3 separate regions of the Homo sapiens genome follow, and regions 2 and 3 are each linked to region 1. Evidence: chromatin contacts called from ENCODE Hi-C data. All regions are on one chromosome and are shown on one strand. Each heading gives the region's core, a stretch centred on a gene start or an enhancer-like site at or near the end of the contact. The rest is flanking DNA. Distances are from core to core; before and after follow the strand shown.

Evidence for each region. Hi-C counts contacts between places; a loop is a spot of excess contacts on that map. Pooled maps may share reads with other maps.
Region 2: a pooled map shows a loop between it and region 1 (4-fold over the local background). The contact joins the enhancer-like site here to the promoter of ATP11C in region 1. A Hi-C loop is called at or near these places in 4 of 37 single-sample maps with no recorded cell type and 8 of 50 pooled maps.
Region 3: a loop to region 1 is called in a pooled map of gastrocnemius medialis, with 5 times the contacts of the local background. The contact joins the promoter of SOX3 here to the promoter of ATP11C in region 1. A Hi-C loop is called at or near these places in 1 of 50 pooled maps.

Annotation. Positions count from the first base shown.
Region 1 is chrX:139,930,433-139,935,377 of GRCh38, reverse strand. It overlaps ATP11C (ATPase phospholipid transporting 11C (ATP11C blood group)), which reads left to right and starts at 2,325. Exons shown (of 30, transcript NM_001353812.2): 1 at 2,325-3,362. The coding sequence starts at 3,336. RefSeq lists enhancers at 1,639-1,688, 1,729-2,078 and silencers at 2,859-3,098, 3,139-3,298.
Region 2 is chrX:139,192,375-139,197,319 of GRCh38, reverse strand. It overlaps LOC124905222 (a long non-coding RNA gene), which reads right to left. Exons shown (of 2, transcript XR_007068344.1): 1 at 2,422-4,945; 2 at 1,460-2,253. It also overlaps a transcript of FGF13 not described here. Among named protein-coding and RNA genes, the nearest start is that of F9, 340 kb to the left of the region's middle. Within about 2 kb of position 2,584, at least 11 of the 41 ENCODE cell types and tissues checked have a DNase peak (open chromatin) inside an H3K27ac peak, as active enhancers do.
Region 3 is chrX:140,502,250-140,507,194 of GRCh38, reverse strand. It overlaps SOX3 (SRY-box transcription factor 3), which reads left to right and starts at 2,126. Exons shown (of 1, transcript NM_005634.3): 1 at 2,126-4,210. The coding sequence starts at 2,135. The coding sequence ends at 3,475. RefSeq lists promoters at 1,888-2,174, 1,685-2,393.

The DNA of each region.
Region 1 (4,945 bases), core at 1,076-3,575:
CCCAGGCTGGTCTCGAACTCCTGACCTCAGGTGATCCACTCACCTTGGCCTCCCAAAGTGCTGGGATTACAGGTGTGAGCCACCGCGCCTGGCCCAATACTGCTATATCTTGAGGAATCTTAAAATTCCTGTGATTAGGCTGCAGTAACATGACAATGGGTATGTATGAGAGCATAATGCAAACAAAAAAAAATTTCAGGTCTCTAATATTTTTTAAAGTTGATCTGTTTGAATCTATAAGCAAAGTACATTTTTTCCACTTGTTTAACAGAATTGAATTTGGAACGATATTATTTACTATTCACTAGCAAGCACTTGTATCCCCAAATGTCTAAATTAGTTTATTATTTTATTGATAAGGATGTATTTTGGTAAGAATTCTAGACTTATACCTAGAACTAAAGACAATAACCTCCTCCACCTCCCAATTCCAGTATCTAGAATAATGTCTGCCACATAGCAGTCGTTCAACAAATAAACTAGTGAAGAAATTACAGTATTTGCTGTGTTCAATAAAAGTAAAGCTAGAGGCCGGGCATGGTGGCTCACGCCTGTAATCCTAGCACTTTGGGAGGCCGAGGCGGGTGGATCACCTGAGGTCAGGAGATCGAGACCTGGGCAAGATGGTGAAACCCCGTCTCTACTAAAAATACAAAAATTAGCCGGGTGTGGTGGCAGGCATCTGTAATCCCAGCTACTTGGGAGGCTGAGGCACGAGAATCACTTGAACCCAGGAGGCAGAGGCTGCAGTGAGCCAAGATCGCGCCACTGCACTCCAGCCTGGGTGACAGAGTGAGACTGTCTCAAAAAAAAAAAAAAAAAAAAGGTAAAGCTAGAAAGCTAGAAAATAACTCTATTTGAAAATCTTTAAAGCAGTAGAGAGCAAAACTTTAGATCTCTTTTGTCAATAAAATATCATAATATCTGATTAATATAAATATAAATTTAACATAAATCTTAAAAATCATTAGATACAGGCTCAACTGTGAGCAGAGAAGGAATCATAAGAGGGGAAGAATTGAAAACGGTTGGTTTTACTTCTTGGCAGTTAGGACAGTTTGGGAACAAACCTTAGGTCTCCTGCATTTGCATTTTATTGGGAGATGGGCTTCTCGTTGATCGCAGAATGAAGTTCAAACTTCGTAACATGTTTTTGAAGAGTTTTAGATTTTAGCTTTCGTTCGAGCCGCCCTTACCTACACGTCCTGGGCGTCTGCCACTACAGCGTGATCTCTTTCTTAGTTTGTCCTGCGCTTTTTCACCGACCTCTCCCTCTACCCTGGACTTTGTCCCCTTGGGCTCAGTCAGGTCCCTCTAAAGCCTTCCCACGTTTCAAGGGCTAGTTTAATCTCCAGGGCTTTTAGGAAAACTTCCCAAACCCCATTTTCAGATGCAATGTCGCTCTCCCCTATTTCTCTAGCACTTTGAACTCTAGCTATTATTAAATTCTAACGTGGCATTTTCGCTTGTTTGTATCCCCCAACCAGATTGCGACCACCCTGTTGGGGAGGTCTTTTAAGAAATCGCTGTGTCCAGCCCTGGCACAGTGCCTGGTACAAAGAAAATTCCCAGCAAAGGTTTGTTGAAATGAATCCGAACTCCGGAGGGTAAAGGAGAAGCGCCTATGCCTAGTAGTAAAGGCCTATTCGCGACCTTTGGGAAGGCCTGTGGTGTGGCTGGGCCCTGTCCCCAGCTCTAAACTGGCAGGAGAACGCGGCGAGGCGGAAGACTCGTGTAAGAGTCTCTGAACTCCCTTTCCTTCTTTTTGACTTTTATAGAAGAATCTGCAAGTTCTTCTCCAACAGCCTTGGGCCCCGCCTTAAGGGGCGGTGAAAAGGGGTGGGGTTGTGGTAGTTGGGAGGGATGCCCAGCCTCGTGGCAATTCTGGACTCGCTTTTCTTTTGTAATTTTTAAAGTTTCGCAAATTCCAGCTCTAAGCTGGGGGCCGAGGGTGTAGAGGGTTTCCTGATGCGCACATTTTGCGTTCCAGGGAAAGCTCCCAGGATTCGGAGCTTTGCCTAATTTAGCCTTCTCACATGTCCCACCGCTAGGAAGGCTACCGAGTGCGCCCGGCCTCCACACCCAGCCGGCCGGCGTGGAGAACCCGCTGTTCAGCCCGCGCTTCCTTCTTCAACCCTCTGGGCAAACCCGGGACTAGCGTGTGGGGGAGCTCCCAGCCCGCGGTACCAGGCGAAGTAGGGGGACGGTTGGACTACAACTCCCAGGCTGCCCCGGGAGCAAGGAGGGGGAGGGGGCGAGCGGGAGGGGCCTGGGTGGGGCGGGGTGGGGGTCAGGGAAATCCCGCCCCGCTGCGCAGCAGCAACGACACAAAGCCTGACTTTACAACCTCAGAGAAAGTGGAAGTAAGAAGGCTTAGGTGGGCAGGCAGGACGAGAGAAAGACTGAGAGGAGGGAAAGCCGCGTAGGTGGGAGTACAGCGGCGCGAGGGTCGAGGGGGAACCCTCGTCGGTGCAGATGAGGAGGGTGGGCTTTCAGAACTAGTCCCCCCTCGCACCCCGCCCCGCCCCTCCCGCGCTGGGGTCTTCACGGTGCCCTGCCTCAGAGCCCGGCTCCACCACGCCCGGAAGAGGGAGTCTGGCCGTCGGCTGGCTCAGGGCGGGCCGGTTGGCTGTACCCAGGCTCCCTGGCCCGAGTGCGGGACCAGAGCGCGGGGCGGCGCGGCAGCCGCGGACCGAGGAGGGGCTGCGAGCGAAACGGCGCGGCGCGGCACGGCGGACGAGTTAGGGCCGGGGCGAGGGAGGCTGTGGCTCCCGACAGAGACAGGGGAGTAGTGTCGGGCTGAGGCGAGGTGAGGCGCGGGGTGCCTCGGGAGGGTTCCCCGTGCCCCGAGGGGGGCGGCCGCGGAGTCCAGCGGGGAGGCGGGCGGTGGTGCCGCGTCGGGGAAGAGCGCATCCCGCGGGGTGCCGAGCCCGGCGCTGGCGGAGAGACGGGGGCGCCCCCTCCCCACAGGAGGAGCCTCGCGCTCCTCCGCCATCCTTCCCCCGCGCGGCGGGCTCGCCTTCTCAGTGGGTGCTGCGCGAGCTGCCGGCCCGGGGTGCCGGGGCCAGATAAGGGCGATCCGCGGGGCCGCCGCCCCCGGGTCAGGCAGGCCGGGGGCGGGCCGCGAGTGAGGCGGGGCGGCGGCTAGGCTGCGGGCGGCTGGGGGGCGGGGGAGCGCGGAGAGCCGAGGGGGGCAGGCGGCGAGCGGGTGGCCCGGCCGCCCGCCTCGCTGCTCCGCTTGGCGCCGCCGGCCCACGCCGCAGTGTGTTTTGTGGACGGCGCCTTCCCAGACAGCCCGGTAGAGCCCAGCTCAGCGCCCGGCAGCCTTCGACGCGATGTTCCGCCGGAGCTTGAATCGTTTTGTAAGTACACTCGCTGCGGCTCCGCGCGTGCCGGTTTGCTTGCTCGCCAGCCCCTTCGCCGGGTCCCTCACAACAATTTTCTGAGGGGGCAGTTACGTCTCTGGGAGACACCACCACCCCTCTTCTTCCTTTTCACCGAAACACGGTGCCCAGGCGGCCGGGGAGGGGAGGCAGGTAGGGCTCTCGGGGTATCCCACCCTCGCCCCCAGGACAATTCGACCAGGGCTTCCCGGAGCTGTTACAAACTCTGCCTGAAACTGGGGGCCGCCTTCGGGCTGGGTGGTGGGGGGGACTCGTGGGGGGACCGACCCGGGGACCCCTCAGTTTGCCAATTAGTCGAAGATGGCGTTTTATTCTCAGGGAGGTTGCTTTCTTTTGTTTCCTCTGCCACGAGCACATGGAGGTAAACCTAGACCTGTCACGGTGGCCCAAAAGAAGAGCTGGGGGCTGAGGGAGCCGGAGACTAGGGCAAGACTCAGCCTTGCCTAGGGCTCAGCCAGCGGGCGGCTTCTGACCGGAGGCCGGGCAAACTTTGGAGACCCAGCCTACAAAGCTCACCTTTAGGGTGTTTGAAAGGCGAGCGTGATTGTCAGGGTGGGCCGGGTGGATGTGCAGCCGCGAGGAGGCTGCGCCGCCACTGCCCGTGCTGCCGATCTCTGGTCTGAAGCCTCGCGGAGGACTGAGCACTCCAGACCTTGAACCCATGGGAGAAGGCGGACTGTGACTGGACTCCTCCGTCCACGTTTACCCCCTTCAGAATCCCCAGAAAAGGGAATTTCATTTTCATGGGAGTTAGCCATAGGGAAAATCGCTTTCTGGCTACTGACTTTTTTGAGTAACCTGTTTACTCCTAGAGGGTACATTAAGAATGGAGCGAAACAGGACCATTTACGTTCCGTGCTGCTATTTGTAGCAACTTCCTTAATTGCAAGAGGTGGTGGCGGGAATAGGATTTTATTTCTGCCAATGATGTGGAAGAAAGGGTTCATCTGCAAATTTTGATTTTTCTGTAGTTAGGAAAAAGGGTTGAAAGCTGAGTGCTTTCCTCTACCTGCCTTAAAATATATCTTTTGAGAACATGTCGATTTGGTTTTATTCATGCAATTATTCCTAATCAAAACGTTGCTAACATTTTTCATACATCGGATATATTTGCTCTCATTTTTCCTTCATTTGAAACTTTCACAAGTGTACACTGGCTAAAAGTAATACTTGCACATCCCTTTTTAGAATAGTGCTGTGTTAATGGTTTTCTAAATGTTGACCCCACCCAGGAACATGCAGTATGAAATTGGAACAGATTATTACCTGTGGCATAGAGCAGTAGAGGTTGTACATATCAATCATCTTGAAATCCGTAGGTGATGGCTTGTACTGATAGCTTTGCTGAAGCAAGTGACTAAAATTGGTTTCTCACATTTAGCCTGAGAATGCAAGCGGGTATTGTTCTTAATAGCTGTTTCACATAGATTCTTGTGATCTTGGAGTGTTGCGTGGGGGTGACAAAAAGGGAAAGGTGGCAATGAAAGCTAATTGTATTTAGGAAAAGGATAATCTTTTCACGTGGCACTCTTATGGTGGAA
Region 2 (4,945 bases), core at 1,335-3,834, 740 kb after region 1:
AGCCAAATGAAGTACAGTAGCTCTTAGTACATACAGACTTTAGAGATGAGAAAATTGAAGTTCATGGAGATCATGTAGCTTATATGAAGTCACACCACTAGTGGTTTGCAAATTACTAACACGGTGCTTGGCCTTGTAGTAATCAATAAATGATGAATGCATATGCCATGCACCTATGAAAACTCATCGGTCCTATGCCCTGCTCACTTCCTGTTTTGTTGTCATATCAGAAGGCACTGTGATAGAGAAAGACTTTTTCAGAGCCTCCTGGTGGCTTAATCTGACAAATACCTAGGGATATTTACATTCTATCTAAAGATTGCCTGGGGTAGAGCTTTCACTCAAAGAATTCAATAGTTAATGGTTGACTTTCCAACACCTAGATACGTGGCAGAAATAATTTTGACTGGTGTCCTAAAAATAGTATTTTCTGAGCACTGACTATAGGCCAGGGAGTTGACATGAAATATCTCATGAAATCTTCATAACAATGTATGGACATTCAATGTATGGAGAATGAATATCCACACTAGTCTTCAATGTGACAGATGAAGAAACAGACCGAGGCCATCCTTAGGTCACTCAGCTAACAAGATGGTGAAGTGAGGATTTGACCAGATTTCATTGACTCCAAATCTACCTCCTAACCACTAACCACTATATCATACTCCCTTCCTAGGCAGCACAGCTGAGTCTTTCTAATGCAGGTTTGCACAAAGACGAAATTACTTCCATTCACCAAATTGGACATAATTAGGAGGAGTGTGCCTATACTAAATACATGGTTGCTCCAGGGCTGTGGTCTTTGTTCAGTTAAACAAAATCTGAACATTTTTTGAGTGACTTTTCTCTATCAGGTGCTGTGCCGGGGTACCCTTTCCTTCTTCTCTGGCCTGGGACATTCTGACTTTAAACTTTCCGATGTGCATCTCACTTCACTTGGCCATCCTCTTGAACCACTGCTACAGGACATTGGCCAGGTGACTGTGTCTTTCATTGGCCAGGTGACTTTGGCTTTCATATTGGTTTAAAAACAATGGTACTTTCTTTTGCAACTGCATCTGAGACCTTGTTTCACCTGTGTCTTCAAGATTATACATCCTCTTAATTCACTGTTGAGTAAAAACTCCACTTGTTTATTTTAGTTTTCATTACATGGTATATGCTTTCAGTCTGTCTCCCATCAGAATCATATGTCTCATTTCCCTTCTCTTTGTCTCTCAACCCTACCCCGTTCTTCCTCCGACTCTCCTTCTTTCCCTCCCTCCTTTTCTTGTTAACAAATGTCAGTGGTTTTTATTAACCGAATGGGGCTCCTCAGGGTGTGCTGAGCTCATTGAAAGATTTTCATTTCTGGATTTTTTCCTTTGATAGCTATATTAATCGTGATGAAAGAAATCCACCCCCCACAACAAAGCGTAGCTCCACAGAAGAGGTTTTTCACTACTTACGTAACTCATTTTAAATGGAAAAATAAAAAAGTGCAAGCTTTATTTTGTATACTATTTATGCTGCCTTCAGTTAGATAATATTTCCAAAAATATATCTTGTTAACAGAGACACAACGCCTTGAACAAGCATATTAATTACAGTTCTCGAAGTTGGGAATCATGTAGTATTTATCTGTATTGTAGAACTGTTGCTCAATGGTAATAATTAACAGTGATGGGTCTATTGCATGGCTATAGGTAAATTTAATAACAAACATGAAACCCAGTTCTCAAAACTTGCTCCAAATAATGTAGGTAGCATTTGTTACTGTTCTGGAGTTGAGGGTTAGTAAATAGCTAGGGTTCTTAAAATATTTATCTAGCTCTTAAAAGTAGAAGTAAACAACCTAAAGAAGACAGGCTGAGTGCACTTCTTGAATATGCCCATAGATATTTTCAGAAACTTCTTTCAATGGTGACTTTGAAAGTATTGAGAATTGACCTGCTTATTTTGCCTTTGATTCTCTGTGTGTATGCTTGCCTCTCCCCTTGGGGGGTTTATTGAACATTAAGGCTTCCAAGAGCTCTTGAATTTGTGAGTGATTTTCGGAGCTCTGGGAACAATGTGAGCCATTCTCTTGGAAACAGGACAAGGTGCTCCTAGATGCTCTCATTCCGGGGAACATTTGTTTTTCGGCTAGCTGGGAACCGACGATCGCGCTGAAAGGTCTGGTCAACCAGCCTCCCTCAGTTCCTGTGTATCTGGCAGGCAGGTTTATTACAAACCTTAGTGTGCTCATTAGCCTCGTGATGTGGCAGCTGCCTAAAAAAGAAACACGGAAAAGTTGTGTCACCGAAGGTGAAACTTGGCAAAGAGCTGCCCGGCGCCGGCTCCGGGCATGACAAAGCGCCTTCCTGGCGGCGGCAGCGGCGGTGGGCAGTGGGGGTTTCTGTTTGCTTGTCCTCGATACCCACGGCCCAGTCGACTCACGGGGAGGCGTCGCAAAGGGAACCGCGGGCCCGGGCCAGGGCTCCGTGGCTGGCGGTGCGGGTGGTCGCAGTCCGGGGGAAGATACTGCGCGCTCCGGTGCAGCCCGCGGCCTCGCAGTCTAGACCGCGGGCACGTTGCAGCCTGTGGGGAAGCAGCGTTAAGATGGTGGCGGTCAGAGCAGCGCTGGTGGTGGCCGGGCGGGGCTCAGGGAGGCGCGCCCTCCTCCCTTAGCGACACCTATCAAGGCTTTCTTGCTTTCCGTACACCTGACCCACCCACTAGACACCTCAAAGGCAGGCATAGAAGGCCAAGAGCCTTGAAGTCAGGGCTTGACCAACACAAGAGCTTTGCTTTCTCTGTCTTCTTGTTAATGCTAATTTGACTTTAGCTGCTCAAAAACCGAAGATGCATCTTGAGCAGGACGCTCACAGGCAGATTTGAATTTATGTGTGTGTTTTTATATTGCTTATGTTTTATTACATTGATTTTTTTCAGATTACAAAATAATGCATGTTTACCGGAGACAATTTGGAACATCATAAAAGCGTAGAGAAGAAAATATCACCCAAGGTTCCACTACCAAGTTAACTTTTTGAGGCTTTGCTTCTAGTCCTTTTTCTCTGCATATTATAATACATAGACATGGCTAATTATCTTTAAGTGTGTATGTGGGATCAGGCACATACACGATAACTTCCTTTTTTTCCCTCAACGTCTTAGAATGTTATTTTATGTCGTTAAATAATTTGCACCATCATTTTCAGTGTGTATACTAGGTGTGGACTTAGGGGTAACCAAGGAGAGATGGTGATTTGTGCCTGGGGTGTGAACATTTTTCCTGCACCTCCTTGAGATCCTTCTCACTGGACACCACAAGCATGATTAGTATTTTGTAAAAGTACATATATGAATATGTGCCCATATGGGGCTATGTATATGTGTGTATAAATCTGTAAATACCAAATTAAACACACATAGACAACTATGCACATATGTAAATAGATACACAACAAATATGCTAAGAATAAATCTTGAAAGAATATACACCAAAAGGAATCTCTGGGTGGTTGGCTTATAGAAATTTATAGTGTTTAGTCATATTTTCTATTTTTATCTATAGTGGAAATACATAATTATATTAATGATATAATAATAAAAATAATACTAATGAAATATTACTTATTGATTGTCTTCAAACTGAGTTTTCTGCTCCCTCATTCCTTGATCTACCGTGACCTACTTATTATTTTTATATTATATGATGCTTCAAGTCCAAGCTAAATCTCCATCCTCCATGAAGCCTTTCTTCCGCCCTCCCAGCAGGCACTGACTGCTTACTTCTGTACAGGGCTTCTATGTCACCCATCTGGCAATCTCCATGGGCTACTTTGGGTGTATCTCATGGTTAACTTCTCATCTGCTTATGTCTTATCTCTCTGAATAGACTGGAATGTCTTCAAGGATCCTTTTCACAAAGCAAGTGCTCACTAAATGTGTTACGTAATGACAATGCTTATCATCCATCGTAGGTTTCTGTAAATGCTCCTTTACCTTTGAAACTCTATACCAAAAGCCCTTAGACTGACAGCAATAATCCTGCTGGATTTAATTTTGCTAATTTAATTTAGGATACAATTGCTACTTCATAATGGGCTATCTACGTAGAATTTGGTCAATGATGATACTGATAATATTACTGAAATAGTAGTGATTTTCATATTGATTTTTCAAGTTAGAGGACTCTTGATAGAGGGTTTCTTGGTGGTAGAAATAAATCTACAGATTCACACATGCATTGGACAGTCATACCCCAACTTAAGTGATTTCAGTTATTTTAATGCATGTGTAAATTAATTCATCTGTTAATTTACTCGATAAATATGTATTGAACCTTCTATGTGCCATCTGCTTTCTTAGACACTGAGAATACAGCAGTGAGCGGAACAGATAACTATCCCTGCCTTCATGGATAATACAAGCATATTTTGCAAGTTTTCTTAGGGAAACAGACTTTCAGTGCATGAAGCACTCTGTTTCATGTTCGTGGTATGTCAAGCAGTGAGTGATCTGGTGCCCATCATAGCCATCAGGCTCTGGCCAAGCCAAATTACTAATGAGTCAAGCTGGATGGAGTCATACATGGGTTGCTTATCTGTGGTTCAGGAACCACCGAAGCTGTGGTTCCTGGACCAGCTTGGGCATCAGCATCACGTCTAACCACATATACCCCCGACCATGAGAATTTGATTCAGTATATCTGGGCATGAGCCTTAGAAAGCCACATTTTTTATTAAGCTCCTCAAGTGGTTCTAATGCACAGCTGGTTTAGGGACCTACTGCCTCTGGGCAGTGTTTCTCAAGCTTGCCTAAAGAATCACCTGTAGGGTTTGTTTGTTTTTTCTAAACAAAACAAAACAAAAACCCTCCCGCTGACCTACTGAATTAGAATTTTAGGAAAAGAGATGGTAATCTGACTTGTAAGCAGGTGTCCTGGTGATTCTTATCATCAGGCTAGTTGGGGAAA
Region 3 (4,945 bases), core at 877-3,376, 570 kb before region 1:
CCAGAAAAGCCCAGAGAGGGCATGCGGGAAAGACGGCAGGAGGGCAGAGATATTGCACATTGGCTTCTGTAGGAGAGGATGGATTTGCCTAAGAAAGTTTGACCTTGTCGGCCACTTCGCCAAGAAAACAGGTGCAGGTAGGGATTGCCTAATCATTATGTTTTCTGAGACGTACTTATCAGCTCACGTTCGCTACGCGCGCGCGCGCGCGCGCGCACACACACACACACACACACACACACACACACACTGTATCTACACACAGAAGCCTTCCAGAGAGTTTACTTACATTTAAAACCCTAAATCCGTATACCCATCCAGTTGACTGCAGCCCTTGGCTGCAGAATACTCAGATCAAGTGGAACACAAACTTAAGGGGCAAGTTTCCAGACCCCAAACTTCCGAGAGATGATGCCGACTGGGAGCCGGGATTCTTTTGCCAGAGGTCCGCCTGGCCGAGAGGGGGCTGGCCTGCCCTGAGCCTCCACTCCCCCCCTGACCCCACTAACAAGCCGAAGAGGCGTACTTTTTAATTCGTGGAGAGAAAGGGGGAAGAGCCCAGCATGCAGAAGTCCCGGGATCGCCTGGTCTTGCATTAACGCTAAGACGCTAGAAACCTGGGATTCCCCCATGCGCCCCCCACCCACTTAAGATTATGCTTTCCGTTTAGTTCCCCACCTTTCCACGGGGCTAGGGATGATGGGGGGGCGAGACCCCACACCGTATGGACACCTTATTTTAGTTTCTGCCAAATCTGCCGGGATGGCTTCTCATTCCCACTCGCTACCTCGGGCTGCTCCGAGAGTTTCAAACGCTGTGCCACTCGCTTCAGCTGGCAGTGGCGATTATCGGGGTTTCCTCTCCCCGCAGCCAGAGTTCCCGCGCCGCTAGTCTTTGGCAGATAACCCAACAAGCAAGTGAATGTCCCGCTCCGAATCTCAGGAAGTCTCTAAAACAATAAAAGAGACGGACGGAATCCGTTAGCAGAGCCTGCTCCCGGGGGAGGCGGCGAGGCTGCGCGCCCAGAGTAGCGCTCAGCGGTCCCGGCAGGTGCGGGGGCAGTGGAGGGGGCCCGGCGGTTCGCCCGGAGGACGGCCTCGGCTCCGCTCCGGCCAACGTTCCCCCCTCCAAGAAACTTTTCTTTCACTCTGAGAGGCTCCGTGTTGCCATGAAAACGGATTTTCCAAGGGGCCCGACCCTCCCCCTCAGGGGCATCGGACTGGAAAAACCGAAATGGCCACAGAGCAGAGACAAAAAGGGGCCGCTAAGCGGGGGCCAGGATCGAGAGAGCGGAGGCCAGTTCACCCCCTACGTCCCACACATACTTTCCACACCACCTTGTGCGAGCGCCTCCGACAGGCTCAGGAGACGGGCGACTGACTGCTTGCCCGCCCTCCTGCAAACCCCCAAGAGCCTCACAGCCGAATGCACCCCGCAGTCCTGAAGCCTGTCTCCCATGCCCGGGCCCCTGACCCACGCTGCGTCCTGGACGCACTGGCCCTCCTAGAGAAAGATCTGGACAACCAGCGGCCAATTCCAGGGAGAGCTTCTTGGAGACGCAGCCAGGAGCACTTCCAATGAGCCTGGAGTCCCTAAGCCGGCCTGGGTAGCTGGTGGTGCCCTGCGTTCCTAGCGCTGGCAGCAGAAGCGGCCAGAAAACCTCCGTGCAGACAACGGGAAGCTTTGCGGGCTGGCCGGGGGATGGGGCGCCGGTCTGCCTTGACAGGGTTGCAAAGTTGTTTTCTAAATTCCGAAGGCGCCCCTCTGCCCCCTCCCCCCAATCTGCTTGCGTGCCCCCTCCCCCCTCCCCCCGTCACCTCCTCAGGTTTCGTTCTTTCAAACTTTTTGAAACCCTAATTGGTGGCCTCTGAGTGGGCCTCGTGGACTCCCGCCTCCTAAGTAACTCTTACCACGTCACTAGGCCAAAGAGGGGCGTGGGGTGAACGAAAGGGCTCCCCGAACTTTTTTTTTTCCAGCCAGGCCGAACGGGGGCTCGGTAATGATTGGCCAGGGCGCATCACTGCGAACCTGTCAATCACGGGTCCTCCGGGTTGCGAGGGGCGGACCAAGCCCCAACCCCGGGGAATCCGAGCAGGTATATAAGGGGCCCAGCTAGAGCCCAGGCAGACTGTGAATGCGACCTGTTCGAGAGAACTCATCAGGTGCGAGAAGCCCGCGGGTTCCTGCTGATTTGGCGCGGAGCATTTTGATAAGCCTACCCTTCCCGCCGGACTCGCTGGCCCACAGGCCCCCAAGCTCCGCTCCGACGGAGTCCCAGGGCCTTTTCACCGTGGCCGCTCCAGCCCCGGGAGCGCCTTCTCCTCCCGCCACGCTGGCGCACCTTCTTCCCGCCCCGGCAATGTACAGCCTTCTGGAGACTGAACTCAAGAACCCCGTAGGGACACCCACACAAGCGGCGGGCACCGGCGGCCCCGCAGCCCCGGGAGGCGCAGGCAAGAGTAGTGCGAACGCAGCCGGCGGCGCGAACTCGGGCGGCGGCAGCAGCGGTGGTGCGAGCGGAGGTGGCGGGGGTACAGACCAGGACCGTGTGAAACGGCCCATGAACGCCTTCATGGTATGGTCCCGCGGGCAGCGGCGCAAAATGGCCCTGGAGAACCCCAAGATGCACAATTCTGAGATCAGCAAGCGCTTGGGCGCCGACTGGAAACTGCTGACCGACGCCGAGAAGCGACCATTCATCGACGAGGCCAAGCGACTTCGCGCCGTGCACATGAAGGAGTATCCGGACTACAAGTACCGACCGCGCCGCAAGACCAAGACGCTGCTCAAGAAAGATAAGTACTCCCTGCCCAGCGGCCTCCTGCCTCCCGGTGCCGCGGCCGCCGCCGCCGCTGCCGCGGCCGCAGCCGCTGCCGCCAGCAGTCCGGTGGGCGTGGGCCAGCGCCTGGACACGTACACGCACGTGAACGGCTGGGCCAACGGCGCGTACTCGCTGGTGCAGGAGCAGCTGGGCTACGCGCAGCCCCCGAGCATGAGCAGCCCGCCGCCGCCGCCCGCGCTGCCGCCGATGCACCGCTACGACATGGCCGGCCTGCAGTACAGCCCAATGATGCCGCCCGGCGCTCAGAGCTACATGAACGTCGCTGCCGCGGCCGCCGCCGCCTCGGGCTACGGGGGCATGGCGCCCTCAGCCACAGCAGCCGCGGCCGCCGCCTACGGGCAGCAGCCCGCCACCGCCGCGGCCGCAGCTGCGGCCGCAGCCGCCATGAGCCTGGGCCCCATGGGCTCGGTAGTGAAGTCTGAGCCCAGCTCGCCGCCGCCCGCCATCGCATCGCACTCTCAGCGCGCGTGCCTCGGCGACCTGCGCGACATGATCAGCATGTACCTGCCACCCGGCGGGGACGCGGCCGACGCCGCCTCTCCGCTGCCCGGCGGTCGCCTGCACGGCGTGCACCAGCACTACCAGGGCGCCGGGACTGCAGTCAACGGAACGGTGCCGCTGACCCACATCTGAGCACCGGCCTGCGCTCGTCCACCCTTGTTCCCCACCCCCACCCCCACTCCCGCCCCGCACCCCCAAGTTGGGACGCCTTGTTTAGCTTTGCTTGCCTGGGACTGTTGCCTTGTACCGATGATGGGGAGGGCTGAAAGTTTTGCTGTAGCTGTCGGGTTTTGTACAAAAGCAAAAATAAGTCAGGAGCAGCGAAAATGGGACTTCTAGAGAGCTCTCTTGCCCCACGCCGCTGCTCCTTTCACCTTTGTAGGCTGGGAATCGCTGTGTTATTTGCAAAGAAAAAACAGCCCCCACTCCTCCTCCTGAGTTCCAGGGTTATTCTGTTACATTTGAAAATGTTGTCTTGTTAGTTTGCAGTTAGCCAAGGAGTGAATGGGAGAAACATAGTATCGGGTGAGGCCAGCTGGAGAACTGCAACGCCTACGCCCCCAGTCGTGTCGCGTCTGTTTTCCTCGTGGTTTTTTGGGGCGCTGACCGCTCCAAGCAGCGCGGCAGCTAAAGCCAATGTTAATTTATAGCCAGGTGTGCGTGTGTCTCCCGCCTCGCCGCCCCTGGCCGCGGGACAGCTTCTGTCCAATCATGTTGAGTTGGTGATTTCTGCCGTGATCTGTTTGATATTTCTTCGCGCTAATGTGTTCAGATTTCGTTTGGGTAGTGGGGAGGGGCTACTTTGTTTCAGGGTTTTCAAGCTTTTACTCTTAATTCCTAAATGAGATCAATAAATTTTATAACCAACATGATGGAGTCCTGATAATTTTGCGGCCCTGAAACTTTTTTGCAGGTTGGGGAGGAACCAACACTCGGTTTTACAACTGAGATCCCATCCTAGGGGCGGGGTGGGACCTGGGGGGAGGCAAGCATAATCTGAAATGGTTTCCTTTTAACTACTGGTGATCCACCATACACCAGCTTCCAATATTCTCAACTGAAACTCGGAACAGAGTTCCGAGTCTTCCAGGAGCGTCTCCCGAGAGCGGGCACACAGTAGTAGCTAATGCGCAGAGCCCGCGGCCGCGCACTTGTTGATCGCAGTGAGCGTCTGCTGAAAGTGTCTGCTGCCGCAGCCACGCGAGGCGGGGCTGGAAAGGCGCGGCCGCTGAAACCGACCAAAAACGGGGCACTTTTACCTTTGTGCACTGGGGCGGGAAGACATTTGAGCCTAGCTGAAATATTTACAAAACGAAAACCCTTCGGAAATCTCGATGATCCTATTAAAAATAAATGGTTACAGGGATCCCCAGCAGGAAACAAATACGTTTCAACCCTGGTAGCTGAACCGCCGGAGTCAACATTCAGCGCTGGAAGATTTGGTATTAAAAAGTACTCCTTAGATTTTCAAAGATCTCCGAAACTCCTCCCAGGCGTTTTGTTTTTAACATGTCAACTCAGTCCACCTATTTGTTTTCCAGAGAAGGCTCCTTTTCATCCAGAGTCTCGAGCCCGCTTTCTACTCCATCCCCCTCCCCACTC